Linked DNA regions of Mus musculus: all the other regions are linked to region 1. Evidence: chromatin loops called from intact Hi-C (ENCODE). Cell type or tissue: gastrocnemius. All regions are shown on one strand. Region 1 has its middle 7.9 kb from the start of Med31. Region 2 overlaps Tekt1 (tektin 1). Region 3 has its middle 6.5 kb from the start of Ggt6. Region 4 has its middle 10 kb from the start of Fbxo39. Region 5 overlaps Gm51906 (a long non-coding RNA gene).

Region 1 (5,000 bases):
CAAGTTTAAGTCACTGCCTTCCAGTGGGCAATGTAAGACAGTCAAGCTCTGTGAGGGCTGTAGCTGCTTGCTGCAGTAACTGTTGTGGATACAGGAGTCACAGTGGTGACTGGGGAAAGTACGTACATTTTAGGAAGGATTTTGGTCGTTTTTTTCCTGAAACCAAATGCATCTTTTTGTAGTTGCTCACCCTTTGATTCTGGCTCTACACTTGAAGTCCTTCTTGAAGCGGAACAAAGCACCAATCTGGTCTTCCAGTTGTAGGATTAACTGTCGGTGCTCTCTGATGACCTCCAATGCTTCTCCTGAGGGTACTGTGGAGGGCTAGGTGTCTGTTCCATGTGCAGCAACAGCTGGTGTTTAAGAAGACCAAGCCAGAGCAGCCTGGACCCATGTCTGGATTCTGACATTGCTTCTTCCTGGCCAGGAATGCTGAGTAAGGCAACTCAACCTCTTGACCCCTAATGTCCTTGACCTACCCCATTCAGACCCTAGAAAGGTCTGGGTGCTTTCAGTAGTACCTGGGGTAGAGTGAGTCCCAGTGCTCAATAGCCAAACTTCTGAGGGTGTCAAAATGTCCCCCCAGAACGAGGCCGATCGAGAGTCCTTTGGGTCCACATGAGCAAATCTAGTGATGCTTTGACTTTACAAGATGACCACAGCTGTGGCCCGAGTTTCCATCATAGGACCTCATCTGACAAGAAGATACATGAAGCATTTCAAAGGGGGCTAGAAAAATCTATAGCATTAAGAACGGATTCAACGGGAGTGGTGAGTGGCTGTAATGCTATGGCCACAAGTGTCAACAGTGTCTTATTCTGAAGGCCAGCAGGCTGTGAGGCACTCCCTCTTGGTTTCAGTTGCTCTGAAGTGCAACCTTTGCTGCTGTACGAGGAATGACTGCCCTCTGCTGTCCGCTGTCTGTATGGCACCAAGTAAGCTGACATTGAACTCCAAGCCAGTTCTCAGCCGGGGAGACCCCTGAGGGTCCCTTTTCTGCACTATTTGTCAGTGACTCTCAGTAGAAATGTATTCTACTTCTGTGGCTCTACACAAACACTTCACAAGACAGTTCAAAATTTTCACTGAGAACTCTGTGGTGTATTTTTTCTATTTTACCTCATGAACAAGAAGATGCTAGTTTTGACCCACTAATTTGGCATTTCACTTTTATGCTTATTGGAACTTGAAAACATAGACTCAGTCTACCAGTGAGTCCTGAATGGGCTTCCTAACCTTGGTGTGTGCCAGGCCAATCCAGGCCTTTCGCCACACCCAAGGCCAGCTACACAAGCAACTGGATTATCAGTCCTTTAATTCAATGGGTTTAAACCTTTGACAGGCCCACTCTGGACTGCATAAAATATTGGTGAAGTCACAACACTGAAATAAAAAATGAACTATCACAATGATACAAACCCGTGTTGCTATTCTTTCTAAGCTCGCCTTATATTTCATGCCTCAGCTGGGGAACTAGGGATTCTGTTAACACAGTGGGGAGCTGGGCCACCTGTAGGTGACTTCATTTATCTGCAGAACTGCCCAAATGTCTCAAAGGGGAGAGAGGTGTGAGCAGCTCTTACAAAATGCTATGCTGGGTCACTCTTAGGATTTTGTAGAGAGCCCCAACTCTAGAACCTTCCCAGGGCACAGACTGCATAGACCCCGTGTAGACCCACTGAAAGGTCCCACCCATCGTCCTTTTCCGAGGTCTTGATTTGATGGGTGATAAAAGATGGAACTGATTCACACTGGAACTTACTACTTTCGATTTTTGTTTTGTATTTTGAAGCCAATGAGCTTTTCCAGGTCTTGAATATTTTTGTAGGTTCTTGGCAAATTCTTGACAGGATTCCAACCTGTCTTAAATAATGGATAAAGCAGCCTTGGGGTTAGGAAGCCCATAACCTAGGAGCATACATTTTTAGGAGCTTTAAGGCTCTTTCTCCTGGTCCTTTTACAGCACAATGTGAACAGGCCACTGGGTTTCCACTGCCAACTCTGCTGATGAATGGGGACAGTGCCCTGCAGATGACCCAAGCTGCTGTGTACCTGGCAAGGGATTTTAGCTGTTTCCTCGCAGAACAAAGGGGTTAGAGTAGCTTGGTGATTTTTGGAGTATTGTATTTTAGCGCCAGGACCCTTGTGTAAATGAAATCGTATGAAGCACAGAGCTGAGCTGGGGTGAACAGATTTTTCAGTCTAACAGATATGCAGATGAATTTGTGAGGGAATTCAGGGGAGTTCCACCAAGGATCTGCAAAAATGCACAGAAGGCATTTCTCCAGATGGCAGGTGTCTGGTATTCTTGGACCCATGGAATTTTTGGACCCTCGAACGGATCTCAGCTCTCAAGAATGCTTGAATCCTTGAACAGATTGGTGGCCAGGCATGATGGCCATTTGCCATATAAGGAACTCAGGGATTAATGCCATAATCTAAGTAGTCAGGAGGCAGAGGCAGGCTAAGCAGGCTGGTCTACACAGTGAGACCTCTATCTCAAAAAGAGGAGGGGGGGGAGACCGAGAGGGAACATAGTGGTTTTCATACCTCTTTGACAGTAACACACATTTGTTCTGAAACACAAGTTTCCTTAATATATGTCCTTACACTGTAAAAAGATTATCCATACATGGTCACGGGCAGGGATGTTGTATAAATACAAACCACAGACTTCTTTTTGGGGACCAATTACCTTACCAATAAAACACACGAGCAATTTTCTGACGGATTTTAACGGGACTACCACCTCTTCTGAGAAACCAATTACTTATGTACTCAGTTCCTGTCAATCCTGTGAACAAATGGCCCGTAATGTCTTTCAACAAGTCTATCAATCCTTAACTCGACTTGAGGCTTTCTTTAGGTTAATAATGCTGTCACTGTCCATTTCTTGTCACATGTCCTATTACTAGACACTTGTTAGATGGCTTAGTAGAAGCCACAGTAAAAACTCTGGCCCTGGGCTGTAACTGAATTGTTCAGATGCAGGGGCCTTTCCTCTTCTCCTCCCTGCCCCAAGCAATGCGATAGGTTTTAAGTTCTTATTTCCTATTATTATTGTATGTATGTATGACAACTCCATGGAGTGACACATATGTCACAATGCATGTGTGGAGGTTGGAGGTGTGTGTGTGTGTGTGTGTGTGTGTGTGTACATGTGTGCAGGTATCAAAGGGGGCAGAAAAAGGGTGAGAGACCACATAGTGCCAGTTACAAGTTCCTGAGAGGTCCCCATGGTCCCCATGTACTCAGTATTTGGAACTGAAGAGCAGTACTCCTCTGTAAGAGCAATAAGTGTGCTCTGTCTCTCTGTCTCTGTCTCTCTCTCTCTCCACTTAAGTCATCTCTCCAGCTCACTTGTTTTTAAAAAATTATGACCCACTAAATTGATTTCTCCAGCCTTTACTAGTTTTGACTGGGAGGTCAGTTTATGAAAACAGAAACACTGCTGCCAATCATGAAATAAAACCAGAGAAGGAAACCAAACAAGAGAAGGGCACACAGTGGGACATGAGAAACTGTCTTTTTATATTTAAAAAGATGGGCTGGAGAGATGGCTAAGATGGGGTAAGAGCACTGACTGCTCTTGCAGAGGTCCTGAGATCAATTCCCAGCAACCACATGATGGCTCACAAGCATCTGTAATGGGATCAGACGCCCTCTTCTGGTGTGTCTGAAGACAGCAACTGTGTGTTCATATAAAATAAAATAAATCTTGAAAAAAAATGAAAATTCAAAGAGACAAGTGACCCCTGAATTTTAAGAATATGCATGTAGGGGCTGGAGAGATGGCCCAGTGGTTGAGTGGTGATCTTACAGAGGACCAGAGTTTGGGTCCCAGCACCCACATCAGACAGTACACAACAATCTTAAACTCCAGCTCCAGGGAATGCCACTCTCACTTCTGGCTTCCACAGGAATATGTACACACATGGCTTACATTCTCTCTCTCTCTCTCTCTCTCTCTCTCTCTCTCTCTCTCTCTCTCACACACATACAGATATCTTTATTTTTTAATAAGAATATGTACATATAACAAATGAAATCTGAACTTAAAATATTTACTACTCATAAACAAATCAGTAAGAAAAATGAAAAGAAAAACAAGCAAAGGGTATAAACAGGCAATTCAAAAGGAAAAGAAGGGAGGGAGGGAGGGAACCCATGTGACCATGACAAAGTGGCAGATGAGGAGCAGAGACTGGGATGACTACAGCTGAGAAACTCAGAAGGACCCTACAGAGCATAAACTGCAGACTCTGAGAACAGATGACCGGCTGCTGCTGGTGTTCTGAGGTTAGGTTTAACAAAACGAATTCCTCAAACAGAAAACTGACAAGTGTACTCAGCTACTAAGGGAAGGGAACTGCAGCAGCCAGGGTGAAGTGTGGTTGGTTCTGAGAGTTCACAGCATAGGAGGCACAACGGAGACAGCAGGCAGGAAGAAGCTACTCTGGTCTTCTAGAGAGAATGCGCCCCCTGGTGGCTAAATGGCAGAGCCACGCGTAGCAAAGCAGAAATTGAGGTTTGCAGCCAAGGGGTAAACTCTAACTGGTACATTGATAATCAGCACTTATATTTAAGCTCACACACCCTCCTAATCTTTTTGTACTTAACTATTTCTCACAGAAGAAAATGATATTACCATCTCCTCAAAAAGAAACAATGAGCCAGGCAAGTACATATATATGTAATCCTGGCATGCAGAGAGCAGAGACAAGATCAAGAGATCAAGGCCAGACTGGGCTATAGTGGGGGCTCTGCTCTGAAAATGAGAGAGAGCAGGTCAATATAGTAATTGTGTCCATGGCAGAGACTGTGTGATATGTTCTATTTCTGCACTATGATAGCTACCATAACGATCTGCTTACCACCTGAATATCCTGTTACCTAGAAAGAAAACGGTAATGTTAGTTTCCAGGACAAGCTATGTTAAATAATAAGGAAGACTTAAGGCAGAGGGGAATATCAGGCTTCTCTCTGGCTTGTTATGAGTA
Region 2 (5,000 bases), 120 kb before region 1:
GCCTGGCTGTAGCCAGCAGCCAGGAAGCACTGCCTAGAGAAGCAAGGGAAATAAAAATATCAGTTTGACTGCATATCCAAGCACGTTCCCTCTCCCACTGGAACAAAGGATCCAGAGCATGTGATTATCCCTCACGCTGTTCTTCTCTCAGGTTAAAGGAAACCCTGGCCCAGGCTCAGACGCAGCTGAAGGCCCTGTACCGCAGGCAGCTGGCCCTGCAGGAGGAAATCCAGGTGAAGGAGAACACCATCTATATCGACCAGGTGCTGTGTATGGAGATGAGGAAGTCCATCCCACCTCGAGACGGCGACGACCATGGGGCCTGGGAGGGGGGCATCCGCGCAGAGGCCATCTGCTGATAGGAGCCATTCAGAGCCTTATTAAACTGCATCGTAAGACAAGAGTTAGCACAGAGCTCTCATTTCAGGTGGGTGGAACTTTGGGCAGCCTGCCGCAGCCTCTTGGCAGGACACCTCAGGCCGGCTTGGGTCTGTGACCTGGGGACAAGGTTCTGTTCTACTATGGTTGTTGGTGAGGAAGATACCTCACAATTTAATGCTAGGTGTCAGCACCAGACATAGGGATCGCAGAGGTCTTGGGGCCAGGGGATGGAGCCATTAGAGAGTCATCCTACTCTCAAGCTGGGGCTGGGTTTTCTATCCAAGGGATCCCTTCCTTTCTCATGGAATAGGATGCAATCCATTTGCCCTAGGAAGCTTAGATGCCCCCTCCCACCTCCTGGCAGTTCATCGCAAGTCCATGCAAGTGTCAGAATCAGATGAAAGAGAAGGCTGTTAGGAGAAGATAGGGCTCTCGCTTGTTTAGAGGTTTAAAGCTGAATCTAGCGGGCAGGGAGGAGGCAGCAGAATTGCTTGTGTCCGTGTCTGTGAAGTCAGAAAGGAAATGTCCCTGGCTCAAAGACCAGGAGAGGGTTCTGAAAGCAGCGGCCACGTGTGCTTGCTCTAGGATTCTACACTAAGAGCTGCTGCAGTTTCTGATCGACAGCTGGAAAAGACAGCAACCTGGGCTAGGAAGGCAGGTCTCTGCCCAGCCTGCATCTTTCAGCGCCCCCATGTGGTGGCAGGAAGTTTTATACTCCTTTAAGTTTTCCTTCCTGAAGAGAAACTCCATCGTTTCATGTTTGATTCTAGACTATTTAGTAGTCACTGCGTGTTTTTATTTTGTTGCATTTTTCACTCTAAAAAAATTAGCAGTAATAAAAAAGAAAAAATTAATTTGAGCTGTGGATTCAAATTCAAGCTATGGATTTGAATCTCTTAACAATGGTTAAGAGTAAAGGGGTCAAGGAATAGGCAAGATGGCTTAGGCACTTATGGCCAAGATTGAAGACCTGAGTTTGATTGATATCTGGGACCCACATGGTGGGAGAACTGACTCCCACTAGTGGTATTCTAACTTCTACACGTGCTCCATGGCCACTCCCCCCCCCCGCCCCACCCCAAACACACAGCTGGTGTATGTGCATGTAATAAAAAAAACAATTCTTTATAGAGACTAGGTGTTGGTGAGGATGGGGAGACAGCTCAGTGGGTAAAGTGTGGGTATAAGAACCTGAATTTGGATCCTGAACACCCATATGAAAAAAAAATCTATCCATGGCCGTGTGTGTGGTCCCAGTGCTGGAAGACGGAGGCAGGAGGATTCTGTCACTGGACAGCCGGTCTAGCCACACCAGTGAGCCCCAGATTCAGCAAGACACCCCCATCTTAAAAAAATAACAAGGTGGCGGCTGGAGAGATGGCTCAGCGGTTAAGAGCACTGACTGCTCTTCCAGAAGTCCTGAGTTCAATTCCCAGCAACCACATGGTGGCTCACAACCATCTGTAACAGGATCTGATACCCTCTTCTGGTGTGTCTGAAGACAGCTACAGTGGTGTACTTACATACATAAAATAAATAAATCTTTAAAAACAAAACAAAACAAGATGAACAGCAATAGAGGAAGAACTCTGATGTTGACCTATGACCTCTATATACCTGCATGGGTTCGCTCTCCCCCCCCCCCCCCACAGCCTAGCATTACTGTAGATGGAGTGAGATAGTCTGTGTTTAGAGCCCTGCCCTCAGCCTGTCTCAGAAGGAAGTAAATAACTACAAGCCTTTTGGAACACAACCCCCATGTTGCCACAATTCCAACTGCACAGGGATCAGTTTTTACAGTATTGTTTTCCTCCCAATTGTGTGTTGCAACCATGCTCCACATTGCTGCACCATTGCTACAACGATTACACACCTCCTGAAAGGTATGATTAAGCCATTTTCCACGTGGTCGCCATTGCTCTCCCAGAGAGAGCTCTGGCTGTCGACAGCTGCTTGGACTAAGTCGCCACGGCTGCCTCTGCTCTGTGTTAACTTTTGGAATCCTGACACCTAGTGGACAGTAGGTGGTGAGCACCAGCTCCAGCCAGAAAACCAGGAGACCTGGATTCTAGAACTGACCCTGCCAGAAATGTGTCTCTCCCTCTTAGGGTCACCAGTAGAATGAGAGGATTGAGTAGAGAGCCTAGAGGCCCTCCCATGTCTGACACTTCCTAGATCTGGGGCACTTCATGGGTGCACGAAACCATCTCAGGATACGGATCCCACTTCCAGGAGGTTAGGAGCTGGATATTTATTCTCTGCTATCAGCAAGTGACTGAACTGAAATGGAAAGACCCAATGCCGATTGGTGTTCTGTGACTCAACCACTCAGGGTCTGAACACCACCCTTCTGAATGCCTTCTCACACCCTGAGTAAGGTGTGAACTCTCTGCCTCAGGGCCCAGTGGAAAGTTTGTGGGCGCTCTGCTGCTCTGGTCCGGAAGGGCAAAACTATCTTCTTTTCCAACCGAGGGCAGACCTCAGAGCTTCTGCCGACTCAACACAGGGATGGGGCCCGACAACAACATTCTAGGAAACGGCCAGCACCGTTCTAGGAAAATCATCCCCAGGCTCTGAATTTGTTTAGTGCCAGGCTCTGCATTAGATACAGCGCAGAGCAGATCCGTGATCAGTCAGCCTGTGGAGGATCCAGAACATGTTTCACAGCTTCCTGAGCCTCAGTTTCCCCATCTGTAAAGAGGGATCATAAAACCCAGGCCAGACCAATAAAAAAAAGTCATGCAATGCAATTTGGGCAGGCATTGTGGGGAACATGATTTACATTTCTCCATATATAAATATGAAATCCAGGAGCACCACAATTCCCAGAGGGCAAACTTGTCTTTGTTCACTTTGTCACTTTCTGGCACTCGTCTGGAATGAGGACGTTTCAACCAAGAAAGTTGTCCTGGTCCATTTTACAGGGGACATCTGCAGTAGCCCGAGGCTGTCAAAATCTTGGTAGCTACCAAGTCCACCAGCTACAGTCCTCTCTACCCATTCAAACCAGATGTCTTTTCATGATAACGTAAGCCATATTCTTGATAGGTGCAGTGGGGATTCATCTTGTGAGGATAGTGAGTCCAAGGCCAGCCTGGGCTACATAGTCCAAGGCCAGCCTGGGCTACATAGTGAGGCACTATACAGAAAATAAGCAAGAACATTATTTGTAGGCAATAAAAATTTTAGATGCTATCCTTTAAGTCACGTGTCATTTAAACTTGAGCTTTGTTAAACAGGACTAAAGTTGAACTTGTCCATAATCAATACGAAAGAGAGAGAGAGAGAGAGAGAGAGAGAGAGAGAGAAAGTATTAAAGTTTCACCTTTTCATGGTTCGGTTAGCTCAGCAAGGAGTGGAACCGGGTTCCACTATGAGAGGTGACAGGTTGAGCTAAACAGAGGGGTGGAGGGCCAGGGATTTCCTGCATGGGATCAGTGACTTTAAAAGTGTCCTGATGGGGCTGGTGAGATGGCTCAGTGGGTAAGAGCACTGACTGCTCTTGGGAAAGTTCTGAGTTCAAATCCCAGCAACCACATGGTAGCTCACAACCACCCATAATGAGATCTGACGCCCTCTTCTGGTACGTCTGAAGTCAGCTACAGTGTACTTACATATAATAAATAAATAAATCTTAAAAAAAAATATGTCCCGAGAGCTTGCTGCTTCTTGCTGTCCAGTTTGGACATCATCTATGAATCCAAAACTGGCTTTTGTCATCCTCACTCTACCAGCTCCTTAACCTAGCATTCAAATTTTCCCAAAGTGTGAGAAATAATTGTCTACTCTTATTTTTTTCTGTTTGTTGTTGTTTTTTGGAGACAGTGTGTAGCCCTGGATGTCCTGGAACTCACCAAAATGGCTAACCCTTTCAGACCGACAGCCACTCGGTGCCAAGGTCTTGACTTCTAATCCAGCCATAAAGCATTTTCAAACAGGTTCATTTTACAGGCAGCACATTTACTTTGCACTACTACTGCAAATGGGCAATTAGAACTGTCTGTGTGGTAGGAAGCGATGATGAAGGTGAATATGCTGAAAACAAGGTCATAAAACTTAAAGCCAACTAAAACAGTGTAAAAAGCAGCGGTCTTATGAGCTGTGTGTCGGCTCACGCCCGTCACTTCAGCATCCACAGAAGACCCTCAAGCTGAGGACTCCCATCCAAAAGACCTGTTTGATAGCGTGTTTGGAGGTTCTAGCAGGTGAACATAGCTACCCTTAACTGAAGGCTGGCCCTCCTGCATTCAGGGAAGGTTGTGAAGAACATGGAGTTGTGAGGGAGGAGGGGGACACCTGCCTAGCCAGATAGATCAGCTTAATCAACCCTGGCAATCAGTGGAGTGACACATGTTGCAATCAGATCTCGTCCAGAAAGATCTATTTGAAATTAACACTCACCTTTCATGTTGGGGTCCAGGCGTCACTCCACAAACCACAGGAACACGGATCTCAGTCTCACCGGGATAGTCTGTCGAGCGTTTCCCCCCGGAGTGATCGATCAGGGATGCAGACTGCAACTCTGTGCCAGGATCCTATAGAGATTTTAAGCCTGAAATTCACAGACATCTGTGCCAAGTTATTCAGGATTTAGGAATAGGGCATTTCCTTAGGAATAT
Region 3 (5,000 bases), 210 kb before region 1:
AGCAAAAGAAAAAAGAAAGCTGGGCATGGTGGCCCATGCCTTTAATTCTAGTACTAAGGAGGCACAGGCAGGTGGATTTCTGAGTTCAAGGTTGACCTGATCTACAGAGTTAAGTTCCAAGATGGCCAAGGCTACACAGAGCAACACTCTCTCAAAAATAAAAACAACAGAAAACAAACAAACAAATGATCAATAGCAAGAAAGACAGAAAGAGAGCTGGGCCGTGGTGGCACACGCCTTTAATTCCAGCACTGGGGAGGCAGAGGCAGGCGGATTTCTGAGTTCGAGGCCAGCCTGGTCTACAAAGTGAGTTCCAGGACAGCCAGGGCTATACAGAGGAACCCTGTCTCGAAAAAAAACAACAACAATAAAAGACAGAAAGAAAGAGAAAGAAAAAGAAAGAAAAGAAGGAAGGAAGGAAGGAAGGAAGAGAAAGAAAGAAAGAAAGAAAGAAAGAAAGAAAGAAAGAAAGAAAGAAAGAAAGAAAGAAAGAAAGAAGTTTGGGAAGTCAAGCATAGAAATATAATCCCTGTACTGAGGTGGTGGAGGCAAAAGGATTAGGAGTTCAAGGTCAGACTGTGCTGTCTGAAACATTGTCTCAAACAAAGCAAAATAAAACAAAAACGACAAGACAAAAGCAATCCCAGACAAGGCCCAGCGTTCCATCCTGAGCACTGCACAATGAAAACAAAACAGAGGGCTGGTGAGATGGCTCAGTGGGTAAGAGCACCCTACTGTTCTCCCGAAGGTCCGGAGTTCAAATCCCAGCAACCACATGGTGGCTTACAACCATCTGTAACAAGATCTGACTCCCTCTTCTGGACAGCTACAGTGTACTTACATATAATAAATAAATAAATCTTTTAAAAAAACAAAAAACAAAACAGAGACCCCCTTTCCCTGTTTAGGACAAGCCTGTCATTCCAACACTCCGGAGATTGAAATAGGGAGGCTGTGGGTTCATCAACAATCTAGGCTACATAGTAAGATCTTGCCTCAAAACTCTCTAAATAGCCAACTGTGGTGGTGCATGCCTTTGATCCCAGCACCAGGAGACAGAGGTAGACGGGTCCCTGTGACTTCTAGGCCAGCCTGGTCTACAGAGTGAGTTTCAGGACAGCCAGGGATAACACAGAGAAACTCTGTCGAGGGCAGTGGAGGGTTGGGGGTTGGACTAGGGCTCGGGGTGGAGTAAGTTCCGATATGCCATTGGGCACTAGCCTTTTCTTTTCTTTCTAACTTATTTATTTATTATTGTGCACACATGTACATGGAATGTATTTGTGGGAGATGCACATCACAGCATGTGGGGAAGTCAGAGACAATTTTGATCAGATCTGTTCTTTCACATTTACTCGGGGTCTGGGGATCATACTTAGGTATACACTGAGCCTTCTTATCTAAGTATTTATTTATTTAAGTTTTTTTTACTATTTTTGTTTTATGTGTATGTGCGTATGTCTCTCTGTGTGTTTTCACATATAAGTGCAGGAGCTTGAGGAGGAGTTAGGTTGTCCTGCACTTGGAGTTATAGGTGACTGAACTCGGGTCTTCTTTAAAAGGAGTATGGGTTTTTGAGCCATCTGTCAAGTCCTTTATTGAGGAAGGATCTCACTGTGTTAGCGTAGGCTGGCCTAGAACCTGTGATCCTCTTGCCTCAGCTTTCTAAGTGCTGAGTTCACAGCCTGTGCACTACCATGCCTAGCTTAAATCTTCTTACTTTTAGATCTGGAATATGGAAGTAAATGTTTGTTAGGTTTTGGCTGCTTCCTCTATGGTCTCCTCCCTGACACCAACAAGACCTTTCTACAGTGGGTTATTATTTCTCTTTTATCTTGGTGAGGGAAGAAATGTCTAGAAATTGGGAAGTGCAATCATATGAAAATTGGCCACAAGATGGCAGTGGCACACAGTGAGGCTTGGTTTGGGTGGAGCTTGGACCTGCCTGTCAAGAGGAAGTGCCTTCTACAGGCAACCTAGACAAAGTACTGCAGGGCCACCATCCAGAAAGGGAAAAGAGAGGGACCAGAAGGGGGATTTACACGTCTGGGTGAAGAGGACAAAGAACTGAAGGGCAACAGCGCCCTGGCCTCTCTAGAACTGTTGTGTGGTTAGACAGTACATTTTGTGCTGTGTATATTTACCACAAGAAACATCGAGAGGTGGGGAAGGACGCGCGCGCACACACACACACACACACACACACACACACAAATAACAATAATTTGAAAACAAGCCAATAAATTTCCCTAATTCACTCAAACTCGAGATTACTTAGAGTTAAAAAAAATTATTTCTACAAAAAAAATTATTTCTTGCAACTCCTTGTTCTGTTTGAGTAGGCAGCAGGTAATGGAAAAGGTGTGTGTAGGGGGTGGGGAGACAGAGAGAGAGAGAGAGAGAGAGAGAGAGAGAGAGAGAGAGAGAGAGAGAGAGAGAGAGAGAGAGGCAGAGACAGAGACAGAGACAGAGACAGAGACAGAGAAAGATGGAATTTATGTATCTGTTCTTGGGTTCTTTTCACTCCCTGCTTGGTGGCTTTTGTTTCCCCCAGAGCTGAAGCTGGCTGGAGGGGGAAGGAACAACGAAGCCCAAGCCACCACCACCCCCCACCCACCCCCCCATGAGTTGCACAGAGGTCTCCGGCTTTGTAAGTCACGTGGGTTTGGTACACAGCCGCCTCTAGGTGTTAAGTGGCTGCTGTGAGGGCCTACTTTGCCTCCAGGTGGCGCTCTTGGGAAACCTTTATTAGGGTTCTATTCTTGTCCTTCAGTCTGGCTCTCTTTTGTTTTATAGGATACAGTCATATTTCCACTCCCTGACAGATTTTAGAGGTGCTAGTTTTCAATCAGGCAACGTTCTTCACTTTATTATCAAAACTGTTACTAGTTAACAAGTCGTTTACCCATTGGAGTTTTTGTTTGTTTTTTTGTCTTTCAGGTAGTCTCACTATGTAGTCCTTGGAATTCATTCTGTAGACCAGGTTGATCCTCAAACTCACAGAGATCTGCTTGCCTCTGCCCCTGTCCCAGTGCTGGAGTTAAAGGTGTGTGCCACGACCTGTTTTTTTTTTTAATCAAATTTATTGAAGTCTACTTTGCATAATGTAAAATTCAGTGTTCATCTGTGCAACCATCAATCAACTCTACAGCCATTTTCAACATCCACAAAGTCACTCATACTCCTTTGCTTGCTTTTTATTAATATTTTCAACCTTTGGAAACTGCTGATATTATTTCTATCTCTAAACGTTTATAGGAATCATGTTTTGAGGGCTTAAATATTATAAAAGTCATATATCATACAGTGTGTACTTGTGTATATCTGGTTTCTTCCAATAGTATAGTCTTTAAGAAATTGAGATACATTTTTAAAAGAGTTACAATTAAATATATATGTATATATATATATATATATATATTTAAATAAATAAACAAAAGATCTAAGTGAATGGAGAGACATACCATGTTCATGGACCTGGAAACTCAATATTGTCAGTAGAGAACCATCATCTTGATAAATGGTCATCTTGTAGACTGTCATTCTTAAAAGATAATTCTAAAATCCAGTCCCAGATGTTTTTGAAAAAGAAATATGTGAGAAGACCAAAGCTATCCACTTTTTAAGACTTTTTACAAAGTTTCAGTAATCAATATGCTGTGTTTGCTGTATATTATAGACAGATAATGGTGGGGTAACAGTACAGAGCTAGGCTTGTTCATGGGGCTTTTGTTTGCTTTCAATGAAACAGTGTCTTGGTGGTAGCTCTGGTTGACTTGAAACCTGTTTTTAAAAATGTGTTTTGTTTAATTTTATTTATGTGTATGTCTGTATATATGTGTATGCACGTGTATGTAGGTACCCACAGCGGACAGAAGAGGGCATTGATCTGCTGAACCTGGAGTTAAAGGTGTTTGTGAGCTGTTTGTGGGTTCTGGGGTCTGAACTCAGGCCCTCTACAAGTTCTCTTAACTGCTGAGTCATCTCTTTAGAGTAATAATTATATTTTTTCCAAGTAATGAGTAAATTTCTTTGTGTGGTTTGGTTCCTTCCTTTCCTTTCCTTCCATTTTGAGACAGAGTCTTCTTTTCTTCTCTTTATTTTTTTATTTATTTAATGTATATGAATACACTATCAGCTGTCTTCAGACACACCAGAAGAGGGCATCAGATCCCATTAGAGATGGCTGTGAGCCACCATGTGGTTGCTGGGAATTGAACTCAGGACCTCTACTAGAAGGGTTTTAGAGCAATGTGTCAGTGCTCTTAACTGCTGAGCCATCTCTCCAGTCTTCCTCTCCCCCTTTTTAAAAAAATAATTTTGTCTTTGGGTTGTTGTTGTTGTTGTTTATTGGGGGTTTTGTTTGTTTTTAAATTTTTAAATTTATTTTATGTATGAGTGCTCTATCTGCATGTACACCTTCAGGCCAGAAGAGGGCATCAGATCCCATTATAGATGAGCCATCATATGATTACTGAAAATTGAACTCAGGGCTTCTGGAATTGCAGACAGTGCTCTTAATCACTGAGCCATCTCTCCAGGGTCTTCTTCATCCCAGGATGGTATCAAATTCACAGTGTAGCTGGACATGACCTTGAATTTCTAATCCTTTTCCTTCTGTTTCCTGGGTTTACAGACACGTGCCCCTATACTCAGTTGATGAAGTGGAGATTAAATGAATGCATGGCTTTAAAGTTTACTTAGTGTGTATGTGTGTTTTTGCCTGCAGGCATATCTGAGCACCATGTATGTACCTAACGCCTAAGAGAGGCCAGAAGTAGGCATCAGATCGCCTGGAACTGGAGGCACAGATGGTCATGAGCCAGCAAGTAGACGGATGCTGGGAATTGAATCTGTGCCTTCTGTGAGAGCAACCAGGACTCTTAACTGTTCTCTATCTCTCCAGCCCATAATGCAGGGTTTTGTGCAGACTAGGGGAGTATTCTACCAGCTGAGCTATATCCTCAGCCTACCTGGTGATTTTTAAATGGGTACTAGAT
Region 4 (5,000 bases), 100 kb before region 1:
GGGCATTAGCTTCTTTAAGTTCGGAATATAGTTTCAACCATGGGTCTTCAAAATTCTCTGAGCTCCCAGGAGGGAGAGAATCTGGAGAGGTTTCAATAGTTGAAAGTGCTGGTGGATCAACAAGCCAATTCCAGAATTTTAAAAGATTCATCCTTGTACTTCTGTTACTCTAGAACCACTCCTGGTACCAACTTCTGTATTAGTCAGGGTTCTCTAGAGTCACAGAACTTACGGATAGTCTCTAGTTAGTAAAGGAATTTATTGATAACTTACAGTCGGCAGCCCAATTCCTTACAATTGTTCAGTCGCAGCTGTGAATGGAAATCCAAGGATCTAGCAGTTACTCAGTCTCACACGGCAAGCAGGCGAAGGAGCAAGAGCAAGAGCTAGACTCCCTTCTTCCAATGTCCTTATATTGTCTCCAGCAAAAGGTGTAGCCCAGATTAAAGGTGTGTTCCACCACACCTTTAATCCCAGATGAAAGGCATAGCCCAGATTAAAGGTGTGTTCCTTAACTCGGAGATTCAATCTTCTGGAATCCATAGCCACTATGGCTCAAGATCTTCAAACCAAGATCCAGATAAGGATCTCCAAGCCTCCAGATAAGGGTCACTGGTGAGCCTTCCAATTCCGGATTGTAGTTCATTCCAAATATTGTCAAGTTGACAACCAGGAATAGCCACTACACCTATCGAAGAAAAGGGCTATTTTATGTGTACAAAAGATTGCCTGTTTGAGGAGAAATTGGTACTAAAGTTTCCTTTTGTTGTTTTTGGTATACAAAACAATGGGTTTTCTGATCACATTTTCATGCACACATATCATTACAGTTTGTTCTTTCATCCCTTACTACCCTCCTGCCCCTCCTTGCTCCCCTGTTCCTCTCCTTGTTCCTCCCTGCTCCTGCTGGCTCCTTTCCACTCTAACCACTGCCCTTCTGTCATGTCATCTATGTAGGCGATATATATCTGTGTATTTACATATGATTTATGTAGTCATGCTTCTTTTGAGTTATTGTTGGTGACCTTTCCCCTTGAAACAGCGACATTCATCATTCTAAAAGCATCATAATTATCAGCAAAAATTGGGTTTCCATTGCTGTGAAGAAATACCATGACTAAGGCAAATTTATAAAGGACAACATTTAATTGGGGCTGGCTTGCAGGATTCTGAGGTTTAGTCCATTATCATCATCAAGGCAAGGCAGAAAGCATGGCAGCGTCCAGGCAGGCATAGTGCCGAAGGAGCTGAGAGGTCTGCATCTTGTTTCGAAGGCAAAAAGGAGATCTGCTCTTCTGTCCTGGGCGGAGCTTAATCATAACACCTTAAAACCCACCCCCACAGTGATGTACTTCCTCCAACAAGGCCACACCTCCTAATAGTGCCACTTCTCATAGGCCAACATATTCAAACCACCACAGGAAAGAAGCCAGCAGAGAAAGAGAAGTATTGCATGCTCTCATTTAAATATGAAAGCTGGAAAAGTTGGTCTTAAAGAAAAAAAGAGTGTAATAGAAATTTTGAGAGGCTGGGAGAGGTGGAGGCAAGTAGAAGTTGGATAGTGGGTACTGAAATATGGTTAGATACGATAGACAAGTTTTGTGTGATCTACGATAAGAAGAGATGCAGGTGGTCTGTAGCAACTGATCGGATATTTGTTTGAAGAATGAGAAATAAGAACATGACAGTACTCTGTGTCCTGATGTTGGCTATCACATGGACCTGGTCATCACTCTGTGTGTGCTCCGTAAACATGGGTGGTCAGGAGTCCGCTAAAGAAGAAAAGAATTTTAACAAAGTAGCAAAAATATAAAGATACAATTGTATCTTTGAACTTACTCTGAATACTTGACCCGAGTTTCATTGCTTAAACTAAAGGTCTTTGAGTCTGTTGAGCAATTAATTACAGATGCCACAGGTGACGGAACAGATTCTGGGTCAAGTTGGGTCAAGTTCCTACAGCTGCTGGCATCAGGGATAAATGCAACTGGGAAAAAAAGCCCACTGGACTTGGTGCTAAGAACTTTTTTTGTGTGTTTGTTTTGGAAACTCACTATATAATTCAGTGGCCTTGAACTCACGAAGTCCTCCTGTCGCAGCCTCTTGAGTGCTGGAATGAACAGTTCACTGCCATTCCTGGGCTAGTGATTTGGTTTTGTTTCCTGTGCTGAGGGTGGAGTCCAGGATCTCATGAAAACTAAGCAAGCGCTTTACCCCTGAGCTACGTTTCAGCCCAAGCTAAGAACGTTCTAATCACAAAACCTTGGAGAAGAAAAGCATGGACTGTTCGAATTGTGACTCCACCGGCTAGAGAGATGATGGACAGGATAACCTGAATAGAGGCAAGTTTAGGATAGGGATGCAGGTTATAGGGAGAAGCTCTGTTCTCTATGTACCACTGGGTGGGGTTTTAATGTCAAGACTTTACCATACATTTTGGCATGGGAAACTATCTCTACTAGTTTAGACCAAAGATGCTCATAGGGTAAAGTTTCCCTAACTTCCCTCCCCCAATCTTCAGCCCCTGCAATTTTTTTTTTTTAAACGCAGGTGGATGTTTTGCTTGAATGCATGTCTGTGTATCACATGTGTGCCTGGCACTTCAGGAGGCCAGAAGATGGCACCAGAGCCCTTGGAACTGAAGTTACCACTTAGGAACAATGCGGGCAGAGCTGCAATGTAGGCCCTGGGAATCAAACCTAGGATCTCTGGGAAAAAAAAACAGACAGTGCTCTCAACTGCTGAGCCATCTCTCCATCCCTGATATTCCGATGATTGCTCAAGAATTTTATATCTTACACAGCATTTCTAGGCTAAACCAAGCACCACAGAAGTTTCCATTGATTTCATTAGTTAAATGACAGAATAATGGTTTTCAAATCTTCAGGGTGTGGGAGAGCATTGCTATGAAAGAGCATTGCTCTGGGAGAGCATTGCTCTGGGAGAGGAATGCTGAGGGAGAACATTGGTGTGGGAGAGCATTGGTGTGGAGGTGGACTAGGGTTGACCCTTCCAGCATTTTCTAAGTTACTTAGGTAGTCAATCTCTCCTTTCTGGAGTTGTGGTGCCGTGGGGAACCATGTGAGTTCATTCCTCACAGACGCATTCTCTTGTCTGTCCATCATGAGCTGTGTTGGGGGAAGGGACAGGGATGGAGCCTTCCTATTTTATTGCTTACCTGGAAGACAGCGATCTGGGCTTTAAATCTGGAAATGATAGTCTCGTGTCTGTCACCAACAAGCTGATGACGCCGGGCAAGGTGCCTTTCTTTGAGTCTATTTCCTCATTGATTAAATAGAAAAGTGAGTGTTTATTGAAAATCTACAAGCCAGGTTCATGTATTATATTTGTTTAATCTGAGAAGTTGGCCCGCAATGGTTGGCAGGCCAGATCTCAGACCCATGTTATTTGTCTTCCAAGGCTAGGTGTTTTGGGGGCAATGTGGCCAATCATGTCCATGTTTAGCACCACAGAGTTGAATCCCAAGGTTTGCCTCCTAAGAGCCTTAGGAATATGGTATTTCCCAGCTCCTCTCACTTTACAGATCCCTAAAACTTAAGGCTTAAATAGGGTAAGCAACTTACTCAGGATCACATAAATGAGTGGCCTAAATTGTCTGAGAGTACAGGTCTGGGGACCCCGGAACTCGGCCCTGAGAGTCTTCCCATAAGAAAACCTGCTTTTGTTTCATTGGCTTACCTGCAGGTGATGGCTTGCTGGCATCTTAGCTTAAGCCTATGTAGCATGACTTTAGGTATTTATGGGTTAGTCAAGGAACCATAGGGCATGTGGCCCACTAGCAGTAGAATGTTGTCATTGGAAAAGATACCCACTTAAACACATATGTGCTTGGGAATCTCTCTGGCTGTGCATTTTCCCACGGGTTCTCCTGATCTTGATTCTATTTCCAGTTTCCTTTTTTTTTTTTTTAATTTCCAGTTTCAGGGGAGCCAGAATATTTTTGCAGTAGCTCTCCTTGTGGTCGAAGGACCTGGTGAAACCATTTTTTCAAGGGTCCCTGAGTTGAGAATTATTTCTAACAATTACACCAAATTGTTACATATATTTTTCACTCTCACTGACTCTGGAGGTCTTTGGGGGTGACATGGTGTGAGATGTGGTACCAGGACAATGCAGAAGCAGGCACGAGAGTTAGAGCATCTGTTATCCAGCCAGATGTGAATGAGTGGACAGACCTGTAAGATGAATCTTTTGTAGGAAACATGTTCATAAGAATGTACACATGCCTACACACTTTGTGTAATGCTGAAGTTATTTATGCTTAGATCAGTGGTTCTCAACCAGTGGGTGGCGACCCCTCTGGGGGTCGAACGACCCTTTCACAGGAGTCACCTAAGACTAACTGCATATCAGATATTTACATTATGATTCATAACACTAGCAAAATTGCAGTTATGAAGTAATAACGGAATAATTTTATGGTCAGGGGTCACCACAACGTGAGGAACTACACTAAAGGGTCACAGCATTGAGAAGGTTGAGGACCATTGGCTTAGATGGTGTTTGAGAGGGAAGTAACTGGTTCATACTACAAGTAAATATTAGGCCTGTCTGCCAGGTGGTCAGGATTCTAGCTGAGGGTCCTCTCTGACCCCAGAGCCACATGAACTGGCTTGCTCCCCAAACCATTCCAATTTCATCATATTATGATGACAGAAGGTATAATTTCCCATCAGACCCAGGAGCCTCCCACAGGTGGGAGACCCTTTGCCTTCACCAGTACGATTTTTTTTTTTCTGAATGGCAGGTAAACATTAACTCTGTCTACCAGTCAGCATCTTCAGGGATAGTCCTATACTATGGTTGTGATTTGAAAGTGCTTTGAAAAAGAGTTAGCAGGATGGCGAGATAGCTTAGTGGTATCTCAAGCACTGACTGCTCTTCTCAAGGTCCTGAGTTCAAATCCCAGCAACCACATGGTGGCTCACAACCATCTGTAACGAGATCTGACGCCCTCTTCTGGGGTGTCTGAAGACAGC
Region 5 (5,000 bases), 340 kb before region 1:
TTTGAGGACAGGCAACTTGCTGCAGTGGAGCGGAGGATGGGAAGGCAAGCCTCCCGGGGAGGGAGGGAGTTTTCTGGGCACTGCCTTGCACCTGCTGGAGTTTCGTGGGATGAGTTTACAATGAGTTCCCTGCAAGCACGGTCTGTTCTTCCTCTTTGGTTCCATCTAGCTGTGTGGGTGCAGGTGTGAAATGGAGGGCTGGGGCGGGGGCTTTGGCAGATCAGCCAAGGGAGGAGAAACCTGGGAGAAGAGCTATGGGTGATGATAGAGACCTATCATGAATCGGCAAAAGAGGGAGTGAGAAAACAGGTCCTGATGGCTAGGGACCATGGCATGCGCTCAGGAGCTTCGAGGTTCCCATGGACTGTAGTAGGACTAAGGAGAGTGCCACGGTGTAGGGAGGAGAACGATGGGGCGATGGGGCGTTTTGATCTGGGGGTGAGGGGTGGGGGCGGGGGAGTATGTGCTTTAAGTCATGAGTCTAAAGGTGGTGCTGATGTGGGTAATCCTCATGGGATTGCTAGGGTAACGTGATTGTTTACAAGAGGGTCCAGAGGTCCAGATGGTGAAAGGGCCATCTCTGTGGCTGGTGATATCACCTGAATGGGTCACCAGGGAAGATAGAAAGAGAGTAAACTACTATCCAAGTCCTAGGAAAATTAGGGATGACTAGGAAGCCTACAGAGACCATGGCAAGGAAGCCAGGGAGGAAAACCATATGGCCGGGTCTGTTGCTGTGACCATCATAGAAATTAGAGATGGTTTTATTTTAATTAATATAATTTTAAAATTTCTTTGAAAAAGTCACTTTTTTAAAAAGAGGAGATGTATCTCTCTTTTAAGATTTATTCGTTAATTTTATGTACGTGAGTTCACTGTCACTCTCTTCAGACACACCAGAAGAGGGCATCAGATCCCATTACAGATGGTTGTGAGCCATCATGTGGTTGCTGGGATTTGAACTCAGGACCTCAGCAGTCAGCGCTCGTAACCGCTGAGCCATCTCTCTAGGCCAAAGTTACATACTTTTGTTGATCATATTCACCCCTTGCCCCCTGCCTCCAATTCTCCTGAACCGCTTCCCAGCTCCATGTTTTCTTCTCTTTAGTAACTCTCTGAGGCCTGTGTGTTCTTGGTTTTGGGATATTCACTGGAACATTAGTAATCTATCAGCGGTAATACTCCCAAAGAAAAATGACTCTTTTTTTAGTAGCCATCAACTGACAACAGGTCTTCAACCAGGGGTGGGGTCTTGTGAGCCCCTCCCTCATCTGTGTTAGAATTTGATGGGTTAAACCTTGTATCTGTGAATCTGTGAATCTAACACCTGTGTGGTGTCAAAGGGACAGCGTTTCACAGCCTCGCTCCCATCCTTCTGCTCCTACACTCTTCACAGCCTCTCTTCTGAAGTTTTCCCGGAGCCCTGGAAACGGAGTAGGGGTCGATTCAACCCACTTAGGGCTGAGTGCCTTGCAGTCTCCTCTCAGCGCTTGGACCAGTTATGAGTCTCTGAATTAGCCACTGCCCACAGACCAAGGCTGGGAGCAGCAGGCATTTATGGAGTAAATTGCTGATACAACTGAGGCCAGCCTGGTCTACAAAGTGAGTTCCAGGACAGCCAGGGTTATACAGAGAAACCCTATCTCAAAAAAAAAAAAAAAAAAAAAAAAAAAAAAGAAAAGAAAAAGAAAAAGAAAAAGGAGACAGGATGTCATTAGCTTTCTATGTAGACCAGGCTAGCCTCAAACTTCCAGACATTTGCTAGCTTCAGCCTGTGAAATTCTGGGATTAAAGGTCTGCACACTACACCCAGCTTATCTATTTTTGAGACAGGGTCTCTCTATGTAGTAGCCTTACTGACACCATTAACCATATATCTTTCTTTTTATTTTAGACTTTAAAATTTCTTTTCTTTTTAAAATTTTATTTATTTGTTTGTTTGTTTGTTTTTGTTTTCGAGACAGGGTTTCTGTATAGCCCTGGCTGTCCTGGAACTCACTCTGTAGACCAGGCTGTCCTCGAACTCAGAAATCTGCCTGCCTTCCCAAGTGCTGGGATTAAAGGCGTGCACCACCACCGCCCAGCTTAAAATTTATTTTTTGTGTAAGTGTTTTATCTGCATGTGTACATGTTCACCATATGTATACTTATTGCCTGTGGAGGTCAAAAGAGGGCATCGGATGTGGGAGAACTGGAGTTATGGGTGGTTGTGAACCATCATGGGGGTGCCGGAAACTGTGAAAGTCCTGTGCAAGAGCAGCAGGTGCTCTTAACTGACCTCTCTCCAGCCAGCAGGAAAGAATGTAGACTTTTTTTGTTTTTGCTTTTTTTAAATTAATTAATTAATTAATTAATCAATTAATTAATTATATGTGTATACGCTGTAGCTATCTTCAGATACTCCAGAAGTTTTCAGATTTTTGTTATGGATGGTTGTGAGCCACCATGTGGTTGCTGGACCTTTGGAAGAGCAGTCGGTGCTCTTAACCACTGAGCCATCTCACCAGCCCCCGAGGTACAGCATCTTAAGACCACTCTAAATTTACTAAGAAACTTTCTCACATTTTACCACGTCCTGGCTGACATTGCTTTTAATGGCCACAGGATGTCGCTCTCTACTGAAACCTGGAATTAATCTGTCTACAGGACTCCCTGATGAAAGATACTGTCTGCAATTCTGCTGTGCTCAGTCAGCTAGGAGGACCCCGGGCATGAAATCCTGTGACCCTCAGCTTTCAACAGCTGCTTCTGCTGTACCCTTTATGCCATCAGGACCCCTGCTGAAAACCACAACTGGTTTCTGCCACCTCAGATTTCTTCCTTGGGAATCCACACCATAACGTTTGGTTCTTTTGTTTTTGTTTTGTTTTCTGAGACAGGGTCTCACTACATGGGTTTGGCTAGCCTAGAACTTGCTATGTAGACCAGGCTGGCCTCTGCCTTCCAAATGCTTGGGTTAAAGGCATTAGGAGGTTAAGAGCACACCTCCTTTTCCAGGGAATATGGCTGTTCATTCCTTGTAGGCAACTGACTTTCTCAGGCTCCTGTAGGCTCCAGCCGAGGAAGATGTTTCCTCACCTAACAGACATATATTCATTCCCGTTCTCTGCCCTCCTCTTTTCTCTAGAAGCCCAGGATACTCTTGAACTCGCAATGTAGCTGAGTTTAGCCTTGAACTCCTGATCTTGCTAAGTGATAGGGTTATAGACAAGTGTCACCACATCTGGCTTATATATGTATATATGAATCTGCCTAGAGATTTTACTTTATTGTTTTTTTTTCCAAGATAGGGTGGTTCTGTGTAGCCCTGATTGTCCTGGAACTCACTCTGTAGACCAGGCTGGCCTCTGCCTTCTAAGTGCTGGGATAAAATAAAGGCTTGCATCAATACCACCTGGGGAGATTTTATTTTTATTTTTTGTTATTAATTAAAAGTTATTTTCAATTGTTGTATACGTACACATGATATGTGCATACAAGAATGGCAAGGTGTGCATCTGAAGGCCGGTAGGATATGTTTGTGAGTTAGCTCGCTTCTCCTACATTTACATGGGTTCTAGACACTGAGCTCAGACTTGCGAGGCTTGCACAGGAAGTGCCATTGCTGACTGAGCCATCTTACTGTCCTATTTTTGTTTAAAATTTATATATTTTTATTTTATGTGTGTTGTATTTTGCATGCATATATGGCTGCCCGCCATATGTGCAGTACCTGAAGAGGACAGAAGAAGTCATAAGTCCTCCCAGAACTGGAGTTTCATATGGTTGGAAGGTGCTGTGTGCAAGCAGAGAGCAGAACTTGGGTCCTCTGGAAGAGCAACCAGTGCTTTCAACCACTGAACCACCTCCCCAGCTCCCTACGTGTGTGTGGCTGTATAATTGGCTTGTGTGAGTTCAGTGCCCTAGAGACCAAAAGTGGGTGTCAGATCCCTGGTGTGGTGAGTCTCCTGATGGAGGTGCTGGGGATATAACTCCTGTTCTGTGAATAGGCAGTGGCTACTTGTAACTGTTGAGTTGAGCTTCTCTCCAGTCCCTCAGCTTCCCTTTTTTTTGAGACAGGGTCTCTGGTAGTTCAGCCTTGAACTTGCTATGTGTTTGAGAATGACCTTGAATTTCTGATATGATCTTCCAACCTCCAACTTTCCAGTACTGAGATCATAGACATGTGTCACCACATCTGGTTTATCCAATAACCATTTTCTTCTTCATGGACAGAGGTAGACTCCTGTGGTGTCCATCTTTCAAGCTTCTCTTGCTGCCAGAGCATTGGCTTGTGCTTTTATCTTGCTTCATAGGGTCTAGGAGAGAGCCACTTGGAGGGTTTCTAGTAAAGATCTTGGGCATTTTTTTTCCCTGATGAATACACACACACACACACACACACACACACACACGTATCGGAATTACTCTGCTCTCCTCTTGCATGTTTGATGAAAAACCTTAGAATGTGAGTGTGTAGCCAGCTCCAACAAGCTTCAAACCCTGCTGTTCTTGTCACTGGGTCCTGGCCACCACCGTGGGTCAAGGACAGACTTTGTGACTGATGGAGTGTTGCTGGAATCCTAGTTGTTTTAGCCTTTGTTGGTTGCCTCTGAGGAAGCTAGCCTCCACACGGGGAGGACATTCAAGCAGGGCCCTGTACAGGGTCCCTGTGGGGAGGGAAGCAGCAGCACCCACTTTTCAGTTACATGAGTGAGCAACTTCTAGCCTCATGGGGCCTTTGAGTTTTCTGCTGCCGGGAGCCCTCACTGCAGTGATACCCCCAACCCCCAGCCACCATCTTGCCTACTCCTGACTCCCTACCAGCTGAACCATGGGACAGAATACATGACTGCTGGAATCTAAAACTGTAAGCTTTGGGGGGATTTGCTAAAGCACCATAGATATGTCACCAGAGGCTTGCCTGTAAGACTTCCAAGAGAAGCCTGGCATGGTGACATATGTCTTTAGTCTCAGCACTTGGAAGGCAGGGGCAGAGGCAGAGGCAGAGGCAGAGGCAG

Evidence for each region. A loop is a pair of places that touch in the nucleus more often than their neighbours do. Peaks named below come from ENCODE experiments on the same cell type or tissue, not always from the same donor. Only the 100,000 strongest peaks of a DNase experiment are listed, where the experiment ranks them.
Region 2: it touches region 1 in a loop (7-fold over the local background); 21 of 42 quality-filtered maps call a loop at or near these places.
Region 3: it touches region 1 in a loop (9-fold over the local background); 37 of 42 quality-filtered maps call a loop at or near these places.
Region 4: it touches region 1 in a loop (3-fold over the local background); 25 of 42 quality-filtered maps call a loop at or near these places.
Region 5: it touches region 1 in a loop (9-fold over the local background); 22 of 42 quality-filtered maps call a loop at or near these places.

Annotation. Positions count from the first base shown.
Region 1 is chr11:72,220,947-72,225,946 of GRCm38, reverse strand. No RefSeq gene overlaps it. Among named protein-coding and RNA genes, the nearest start is that of Med31, 7.9 kb to the right of the region's middle. In gastrocnemius, a CTCF peak has its summit at 4,489 (motif pointing left); DNase peaks (open chromatin) are centred at 898, 2,380 and 4,475.
Region 2 is chr11:72,340,123-72,345,122 of GRCm38, reverse strand. It overlaps Tekt1 (tektin 1), which reads left to right. Exons shown (of 8, transcript NM_011569.3): 8 at 152-406. The coding sequence ends at 359. Gm51867 (a long non-coding RNA gene) reads right to left here. Exons shown (of 3, transcript XR_003949578.1): 2 at 4,783-4,916; 3 at 1-33. Among named protein-coding and RNA genes, the nearest start is that of Gm51867, 3.0 kb to the right of the region's middle. In gastrocnemius, CTCF peaks have their summits at 1,071 (motif pointing left) and 2,401 (motif pointing left); DNase peaks (open chromatin) are centred at 1,054 and 2,386; H3K27ac peaks cover 857 bases.
Region 3 is chr11:72,426,519-72,431,518 of GRCm38, reverse strand. No RefSeq gene overlaps it. Among named protein-coding and RNA genes, the nearest start is that of Ggt6, 6.5 kb to the left of the region's middle. In gastrocnemius, CTCF peaks have their summits at 2,732 (motif pointing right) and 4,425 (motif pointing right); DNase peaks (open chromatin) are centred at 1,951, 2,720 and 4,802; H3K4me3 peaks cover 757 bases; H3K27ac peaks cover 1,755 bases.
Region 4 is chr11:72,322,225-72,327,224 of GRCm38, reverse strand. No RefSeq gene overlaps it. Among named protein-coding and RNA genes, the nearest start is that of Fbxo39, 10 kb to the right of the region's middle. In gastrocnemius, a CTCF peak has its summit at 2,610 (motif pointing right); a DNase peak (open chromatin) is centred at 2,615.
Region 5 is chr11:72,562,072-72,567,071 of GRCm38, reverse strand. Gm51906 (a long non-coding RNA gene) reads left to right here. Exons shown (of 4, transcript XR_003949712.1): 4 at 2,647-3,255. Among named protein-coding and RNA genes, the nearest start is that of Spns3, 14 kb to the right of the region's middle. In gastrocnemius, a CTCF peak has its summit at 2,592 (motif pointing right); a DNase peak (open chromatin) is centred at 2,659; H3K27ac peaks cover 317 bases.